2 separate regions of the Homo sapiens genome follow, and region 1 is linked to region 2. A link is an interaction called in ENCODE POLR2A ChIA-PET data of the cell type or tissue named here. Cell type or tissue: HepG2. All regions are shown on one strand. Each heading gives the region's core, and the rest is flanking DNA. Links, peaks and the distances in the headings are about the cores only.

Evidence for each region. Peaks named below come from ENCODE experiments on the same cell type or tissue, not always from the same donor. Only the 100,000 strongest peaks of a DNase experiment are listed, where the experiment ranks them.
Region 1: POLR2A ChIA-PET joins it to region 2 with 5 read pairs; 1 of 35 experiments calls an interaction of 5 or more read pairs at or near these places.

Annotation. Positions count from the first base shown.
Region 1 is chr20:43,545,343-43,549,727 of GRCh38, forward strand. It overlaps a transcript of L3MBTL1 not described here. Among named protein-coding and RNA genes, the nearest start is that of SGK2, 11 kb to the right of the region's middle. In HepG2, for the core only: no CTCF peak of the experiment used is centred there; a DNase peak (open chromatin) is centred at 2,339.
Region 2 is chr20:44,392,068-44,396,452 of GRCh38, forward strand. All of the region lies in intron 1 of HNF4A (hepatocyte nuclear factor 4 alpha), which reads left to right. It overlaps HNF4A-AS1 (HNF4A antisense RNA 1), which reads right to left and starts at 3,595. Exons shown (of 3, transcript NR_172878.1): 1 at 3,386-3,595. In HepG2, for the core only: no CTCF peak of the experiment used is centred there; DNase peaks (open chromatin) are centred at 1,209, 2,624 and 3,594; H3K4me3 peaks cover 3,067 bases.

The sequences.
Region 1 (4,385 bases), core at 268-4,267, 850 kb before region 2:
TGACAGAGCAAGACTCAGTCTTAAAAAAAAAAAAAAAAGGTGGGGAGCTCCAGAGCCAGACCGGCATGAGGTGTCTGAATCTGGATGTTTCTGCACAGACACATCTGCTGGGGGTCAGCAAAGAGAGCTCCTCAGGTCCAAGGGAGCTGCCTCCTGGGATGACCACTTGGCATCCCCCTCACAGCTCCCAGTGTCTCAGGCAAGCAGTATCTCCAGTGCTTCCCCATCGAGGAGGTGCTGGAGAGAGAATAGAGTGGCAGACTCCTTGAGAAAGGGGGAAATGGGCTTATTCAGCAGACCCTGGTCTTAGACCTGAGAAGCCGCTTTTCACTTGAGGGGTCATTTTAGAGCATTAGAAAGGAAGCTTAATGCAGGTAATCTCATCGGTGTGTTTGGCTACTAGACTTTCATTTTCTTTTGGGGGAAAGGTTTTTAGCCATCAGAAGTGCCAGTTTTCAGAGCCTCCTTGGTTAGTGAATTGGGAAAGATCAGGTAACTGTTTTCTCAGAGCTGCTGGGGGGACAGATATATGGGGTTCATTCCCCCACTCTGTCCTGCCTCCGTTTAACCTCTAAGGTTGCCAGCCTCTCTGAGATACAGTCCTGTTGTCGCCACACCTCAGAGATCCTTTCATTCATTCTTTCTGGATTTACTGAGCACCTGACTTATGTCAGGTAAGCAGCCCCCTGGTGGTCCTGGAAGGCAAATGAAGAAATACATACAATTCAGGGGAGTTTGTGGAACTGTGTGAACTCCAGACAGAGTGGAAGGAGTGGGCAGTTCTGACTGCTGGGGAAGCATGCTGACAGTGGGCAGGCCTTCCTGGCAGGGGTGGTAGAGGGAACAGAGCTGCAAGGCAGAAGACACCCAGTTATTGGGGAAGGGTCTGTAGTGCAGTCTGTGGAGCTAGGTGTGAGGAGGGCTCACTTGGAACTGTGGGGCAGGGCCAGGCTTGGGCAGCATTGCCCCCTGAGCTGCATGAGTCATGTCCATAGGATACCCCTACCCAGCTCTCACAGTGGTTAGGAACACAGGTCAGCACTTATAAGCTAGGTATATCTTGGGCAAATTCTGTAGCCTGTCTGCCTTGGTTTCCTCATCTGTATAATCGAGATAATGCTGGTATTGCTTCATAGGGTTATTGTGAGGATTAACTGAGTTAATACACAACAGGTGCTTAGGAGCAGTGCCTGGCACGTAAGAAACAACATAGAAGTGTTTTCATTGCTATGATGCTTGAGGGGTGAGCATAGGAGGGATGGCGTCTCCTCAAAAACAGCGTCCCCCAGCTCAGTCTCTTGACCCCCACAGCCTGCCTCCCAGCTCTCTTCATTCTATCCTGTCCTCCACAACTGACCAACTGACTTCCCTCCTTGACTCTACCCATATACCTAGCTACTAGAATTAACAATTACTAATATTTTCCATATTTGTTTCACCTATATTTGGATGAAGTAATTTTAAGTAAATTTTAGACATCATGACATTTCACCCCTGAGGACATAACTTGCATCTCTAAAAACTAAGGACTTTCTTTTCATAACCACAATATTGTTATCCCACTACCAAATTGCAAGTAACTCCTTTATATCATCCAATACCCAGTCTGCATTCATATTTCCCAGTTCTCAGGATACATTTTGCAGTTTTTGAGCCAGAATCTGAACAAGGCCTACATAATTGGTTTTGGTTTTTATGTCTCTTAAGTTTCTTCTATTCTAGAAGAGCCCCTCCCATCCTTTTTTTCCTTTTTTAATGACTTTTTTTTTTTTTTTTTTTTGAGACGGAGTCTCGCTCTGTCGCCCAGGCTGGAGTGCAGTGGCGCGATCTCGGCTCACTGCAAGCTCCGCCTCCCGGGTTCACGCCATTCTCCTGCCTCAGCCTCCCGAGTAGCTGGGACTGCAGGCGCCCGCCACCACGCCCAGCTAATTTTTTGTATTTTTAGTAGAAGCGGGGTTTCACTGTGTTAGCCAGGATGGTCTCGATCTCCTGACCTCATGATCCGCCCGCCTCTGCCTCCCAAAGTGCTGGGATTACAGGCGTGAGCCACCGCGCCCGGCCAATTGACATTTTTAAAAGTCTTTCAGAGTGTGGTTTTTTGGATTTGTCTTGTTGCTTTCTAGTGGTGTCACTTAACTTGTTCCTCTATCCCCTGTATTTCCCATGAACTGAAAGTTAGATCCAAAGGCTGGGTTAGACTTAGGTTAAATTTCTCACTGTCACTGTCTCTGTTTCTCTCTCTGTGTCTCTCTGTCTCCCCCTGCCCCCCTCTGCTTTTGGCAAGACTAGTTCCTAGGTGATACTATGTACTTTGTACTGCCTCATGTTGGAATGCACACAGTGTCTGCTTGTCTTGCTGTTAGCAGCACTAAGGTTGACCAATGAGGTCATGTGGGGACAACAAGAGCAGGTTTCTCAAAGCCAGTGTCTGTGAGGACTCAAAAGACATTTTGCGGATACAAATGCTAAACCTCAGACCAGTCAGCAGAAAGAGAGAAAGAGAACAAGTGTGTGAACACGGGGAAACCAGTGGCTGTCTTTCTTTCCTTCTCCGTCCCCATTGCTGTCTTCCTTTTTTCCTTTCTCCCTCCCTTCTCCTTTCTCCCGGTCCTTTCTCTCCCCTTCTCTCCTCCTTCCCTTTCTCCCGCATATCCTTTACTCCTACTCCCCTCCCCCATTCCCCATGCACACCCCTCCCTTTCCTTCACCCCTGCCCCGTGACCCTTTCCACCTTCTCCACTTTCCACCTCCCTCCCGCAACCCCTCAGATGATTGACGGCGAGGCCTTCCTTTTGCTGACACAGGCGGACATTGTGAAGATCATGAGCGTCAAGCTGGGCCCAGCCTTGAAGATCTATAACGCCATTCTCATGTTCAAAAACGCTGATGACACCTTAAAGTGACTGGCCCAGGGCTGGGCCCTCCTGCAGCCCCTGCTTGGCCTCCCTCTCCAGCTGATGCTTTCTTCCTGACCTGAATTCCTCATACCCCACACGTCCCCATGCTCCACCTATATCTGACCAGGCTGGTCCTTCTTAGAGGGTGCATGGGAGCTGAGGAGCCCTGGGGAGGGTAGGCACCCAGCCCCAAGTCCTAGAGCTCATTCGTCACCAGGCATGTTGGTGAGGGCGTGACTGGCAGGGGCATTACTCATGGAGTCAGTTGGACTGTGGCAGCCCCCACAGCCCCAGTGGACTTTTATTGTATTACCAAAGGGTCTTTTTCTTGGCAGTGGAGGAGAGACTAGTAGAGCAGCAGTCCTTCAATCTGAGGCCCCTTTCCCTTTTTTGGTATCTCTGTGTACTTTTCTCTCCTTGGCTCCTTTCCTCCTGCCAAGAAGTGACCCCACCACAAATGTATTTACTCCTGGAGGTACCTCCTCTCTTTCTGTCTGCTGGTTTTGCTGCCCTCATTCTGCTGCTTCGTTTCCTGGGCAGTGCCCCCAGCCAGACCCCACTGGCTCTTCCCCCTGAGATATGTGAACCTCGGAAACATGTTTTCCTAAGATCCCTTGGAAGTCTCTAGCTGCCTTTCTCTCTTTTGCCCAGAATTGAGAGATTTTGAGCCAAGATGCCTTCCTGAACTTACCCAGTTCTGGACCAGTTGGCATTTTAGTGTCCCACGCCAAGTCCAAGTTTCAGCAGAATGAGCAGGTGGTTTGAGCCTGTTTTATAGATGGCAGAGGTTGAGGTTCCACTGCTGTTTTCCATACACCCTTCATGTGTTGAGTCTGGGAAGGAGTAAGCCTAGCCTGCCAGTAGCCTAGGTTAGGAGACCAGCATAAGGATTTGTTAGACAATCTCGGGTCTTTGGCCAGAGGGGCAGCTCCAGCAGGCATAGTGGTGCCTGAAGTTAGGAATACTGTACTCTCTGTAGCTTTGGACCTCAGCCAAGGTATTGCCCATGGGGTGATGGCTCCAGGCCTGCCAGGCCTTCTGCCATGAGAATGTAGCACTCTGTGTAGCACACACCCCCATGACATCATTTAACCTGTCCCTTAAATGTTGACCATTAGCTCTTGCAGCGTCTTACAAAGACGACTTGAAGTTGGGAGTTAGGAAGGTGAACTTTTCTATCTGAATTCTCCGGGTCCCTGAAGCCCTCCTTGCCGCTCTCCATCTGTCTTGCACTGCCAGCTGGGTCCCTGCTGGGGCTCTGGGACTTCCACTTCTCAGTCCACATAGGAACCCAGCTTCCACTGAGTCACTGCCAAACCTGCCTCCCAGCCTGGGTGGGAAGGGGGAGAGCCACTGGTAGGAGCCAGCCCCACATGGAGGTGAGGAGCCACTGCCAACCTCCCGTGTCCAGGTGCTGATGTGGGCCTGCGGAGTGTGGGGCTGGTGCCTTCACCCAGACCCCTTCAATCATGTGATGTGTGTGTGTGT
Region 2 (4,385 bases), core at 206-4,205:
AAGCAACAGAGGAGGCCTGTCTTCAAGTCACCGAATCCTTGACCTAGAAAGGCCCTTTATTTTGTCAACGTCAAATTGCCCATAACAACAATAATAGTCTTGGTAGCAAGAATCAGGAGCTCCCTACTTGGGGAACATGGTGCCAAGCACTGTCTGAACATTATCTCATTTAATTGGCATTTTGATTTTGTGAGGAAACGATCATCATTCCCTCTTTACAGATGGGAAAACTGAGCCTCGCTGAGGTTTTGACTAGTAAGTTGTAGTAAGTGATAGAACTTGATGCCATCGAAGGCTTTCCAGGTTCAAATTTGAAGCCCCCCTACAGTGGGTCTCAATATTGGCTGCACAAAAATATAGACGCCTGGCACCTCCCCACCCCTACCCCAAGATTCGATCATTGATCTGTGATAGGGACTGGGCATCTGTCTTTAATTTTAAAAAATCTTTTTAAAAAATAGACATAGGGTCTCACTATGTTGCCCAGGCTGGTCTCAAACTCCTGGGTTCAAGTAAACCTCCCATCTCAGCCTCCCAAAGTGCTAGGATTATAGGTGTAAGCCACCATGTTCGGCCAACATCTGTATATTTTAAAGGTTTCAGATGATTCTATTTCATCTTCAGAGATGAGTCTCTGCTTTGTTAGACAAAACTTCTCCAATGGGAAACCAAGGCCAGGGAGGGAAATGACCTTGCCCAAGGACACACAGTGGCTGGAACCAGAGCTGGGGCAGGACACCCAGCAGCTTACATGAAGCCCTAGGGCAAATAAGAAAAAGGCACCCCACTCTGGGCAGGCAGAGCTCCATGGGCACTTCGCTTGGCAAGTGGAACAAGGGCTGGGTTTCCATCCCTACCTGCCCTCTTGGCTGGAGAACCTTTGTGCAGTGAGCAACCTGCACAACTGTACAGGGCAGTAACTCTGATCTGAGCCTCAGGACTTCCAAACACTTCACCTTAGTGACCTGGCAAATCCCTGGGGCCCCTCAGAACAAGAGTATGGGGAGACCAAGGGTGGCTTCTGGGATGTGGGCTCAGCCCTCACTCCCCAAACCAGAGTCTGGGTCAGGCAGGGGCTCCCATCAGCCTTCAGGCCCCACAAGGGCCGGGAAGGCCGCATCTAATTCCCAAGGTCACCCCTGCAGATAAATTCAGGAACATAAACAGGAGGGATGAACATAAACAGGAGGACAGCAACACCCTCAGCCCAGATGTCATAAGCCACCTGGCAGGAGGCAGCCTGCGGAGAAGCTCCACCCACACAGATCCAAGTCCTCCTGGCTTCCTTCCTGATCATTCTCCAGACCATACTCTCTGCCCTACCTCCGGAGCCTTACAGTCAGCATCTCCCACAGTGCCCTGCTCTCTGCCCTTCTCCTGGCCATCTCTCACTGGCATCCCTGGAAGGGAAGGGTAGCCCTGGAGTTAGAGGCACAGACTCTAGAGACAGACTGCCCAAGTTCCAATTCCACTTCTTGTTTCTCATCAGCTGTGTGAGCATGGGTATATGGCTCAACCTCCCTGTGCCTCTGGTGTGTAAAAAATTGGTGAAAACATTGCCTACCTCCCAGAGTGGCTGGGAGGATCAAGGAAGTAACACATGCAAAGCTCCTAAAACAGCTGCATATCCAGTGGCCATGATGATCAATGTGTATATTTTGCTTCATTTCATTTTCATGACAACCCTGGAAGTTAAGTATTATAATTCCCAATTTACAGGTGAAGAAACTGAGGCTCAGAGAGGTGGAGAGAGTCAGGGCAGGGCTCTACATCTTTTTTTGTGATAGGGACTGGGCATCTGTCTTTAATTTTAAAAAATCTTTTTAAAAAATAGACACAGGGTCTCACTATGTTGCCCAGGCTGGTCTCAAACTCTTGGGCTCAAGTAATCCTCCCATCTCAGCCTCCCAAAGTGCTGATGCCTCCAGAGACAGGACGTGGCTGAGATGGATTATAACGTAGTCTCCGGTTTGCAGTGCCTGGCTGCTGGTCATATCCTCACAGGGCCCATGGGACACAGAGCCAGGTGCATTCCCCTGACTTGGGTCTTCCAATGGCTCTCAGGCACCTCTCTGCTTCCAGCCAGCCCTGGGAGGAGGGGGAGAACGGCATGGCAAGGCGTTTGCAGAGCCGTCTTGTTCACCAATGTCTTTCAAGACATTGCCCGGGTCCACAGAGAGCCCACCATTCATTCCCATGCTGGCTGGAGCCCCTGAATACCCGAGGTGACCTTCTGTCCTTGGACAAGTCACTTCCCCCTCTGATCTCCATCTCCCCATCTGTGCAATGAGGGGATGGGGCTGAATCAGTGGTTTTCCAACCCTCAAATAAAATATTAAGACTACATGTAAAAGGGAGTCGCTGGTTGAAGCTGGGCCTGTGGATGCATACCCTTGGCTCCTGGGAGCCTCGGAACCCAGCTTGAAAAACCCCAGCCCACATCCTCCTAAAGATTCTCCTGGCTCTGACACTGCAGAGTTCTAGAACCCCAAGCTCAAAGCTGCCGCTTCCCATCCCTGTTTGGAAAGCTCTCCCCCAGCTGCCTTTATCTCTCTTTGGTAACAGAGCAAATTTGCTCAGGACCCAGCACAGGGGGAACAAGCAGACTGTTGACTCTTGAGCAAAGCCTCTTCTTTGGAGAGCAGCCGAGGTGGCCGTGGGCTATGCGTTGGGAGGCCAGCGGCCTCTTGCATAACCCTGGAGGCCTCCTGCCCACCCAGGCCTTTTCAGGGTTAGGGGTGAGGAAAACCGCAAACTCATGCCCAGTTAATTTTTTAAGGCAAAATCAACAGGCTCAGCAATGATTAGCAGCTGGGTAAGTTGGTCTTAATCAGGCTAAGGACAGGGAGGGAGGAAGGAGGCCCAGGGATGGGGCCCAGTTATCAGTTAACCACATGAATGTTGCTTCCTTCCAAACCCACTGGCCTTCAGCCCCAAGCTCCCTCATCTTCCTCTCGGAAATACTCCTGTGACAAGCCAGTGGCCACCCATCATCGGGTGAACAAGCCAGTGGCCACCCATCATCGGGTGAACAAACACAATGCCACTCATGGTCTGTGATGAAGTAGAAAGTGCTCGTTGTTAAGACAAAGCTCACCCACCACCGCTGCGTGGACTTGAGCAAGTCCCTTTCACCCTCTGAGGCTCCGTGAGGGGCCCCAGGTCTGGGCCCCAAGTCTATGGTTCAGTCTGTGGCCAGCTGCCACTCCCCTGACGGCCTCAGTGTTTCCGTCCACTAAATGGGTGGGTTAGCCAAGGCATCTTTTCCAGTCTTGAAGCTTTGTGGGTGCCTGATTTGATTAAGCCACAGTGGCCTTTGCCGAGTGCAGAGGGTGGTATGAGTGGCATTTTAGGAGCTCAAGGAAGAGAAAGGGAGGGGACCTACCTGGTATCTGCCGTTGGTATCAGCAAGTGTCAGATCCCAGCTCCAGGAAGAGGGCTGTCCTCTCAGATGGGAGGCAGGGGTCCAGTGGGGTGGCTGTGGCTGCAGGGACAGCCTAGCAGAGCCTCTTGGTGGCCCAGACCCCCTGTCCCTGGACCTTGGAAGCCGCTAAAGGAAGCAGCAAGACCAGGCCAGCTGGTGGCTGCCTGGACTGGAGTTTGGTCAGTGGTTGGGGACCTATATTGTGAGATAGTTAGGACTTTGTCCACAAACTGGAATTTGAAATTTCAAAGGGGCAAAACTGAAGGGCCCTACCCCAGAGTAGAGATGGCTCTTGGCTTCTTTCCTCCACGACTTTTGTTCTTTGTCTTGATAAGTCCCAGTTTTCTCTGCACCTCTCCCGGAGTGGTGGGTGGGGAAGAAAAGATAGGAGATAATGGTGTGGTGAGCGCCAAGGGGAAGTGAAGATGCCAAGCAGCCCTGGGGTGGCCAGGCGTGTGGAGGATGCCCCTGCCCCTGCCTATACCCCGGGATAAGGTGCTTTACTTCTCAGGTCCTTGAGTTCCCCTGCAAGACTGAGGCAGTGAAACCACCAGCTCCAGTGCCTTAGAATTCCGAAGTCCTTTCAGGGATTCCAGGAGTCATGATGCAGGCAATGCGTAGAGGGGTGAAGCCCTCAAGCTCTGGAGGCAGACTCGGGTTCAAACAACAGCCCCTCCCTTACGAGCTGTGTGGCTTTGGGCAAGTCACTTCACCTCTCTGAGCCTCAATTTCATCATCTTTAAAATGGGGATGACAATAGCCCCTATCTCAACAGGCAGATAATATGAGAAGGCTAGAAGGTTTTTAGCACCAGGGCTAGCACAAAATTTCTCTGTAAACATTAGACCTTATTATAATGTAAAAGAGAAACAATGTGGTTCGTAGTGGCAGCTCCCTTACCACCGTCCACAGCAGAGGCACAAGCTCCCTACACATGCCTCCCCAACTGCAGGTTGCCCAG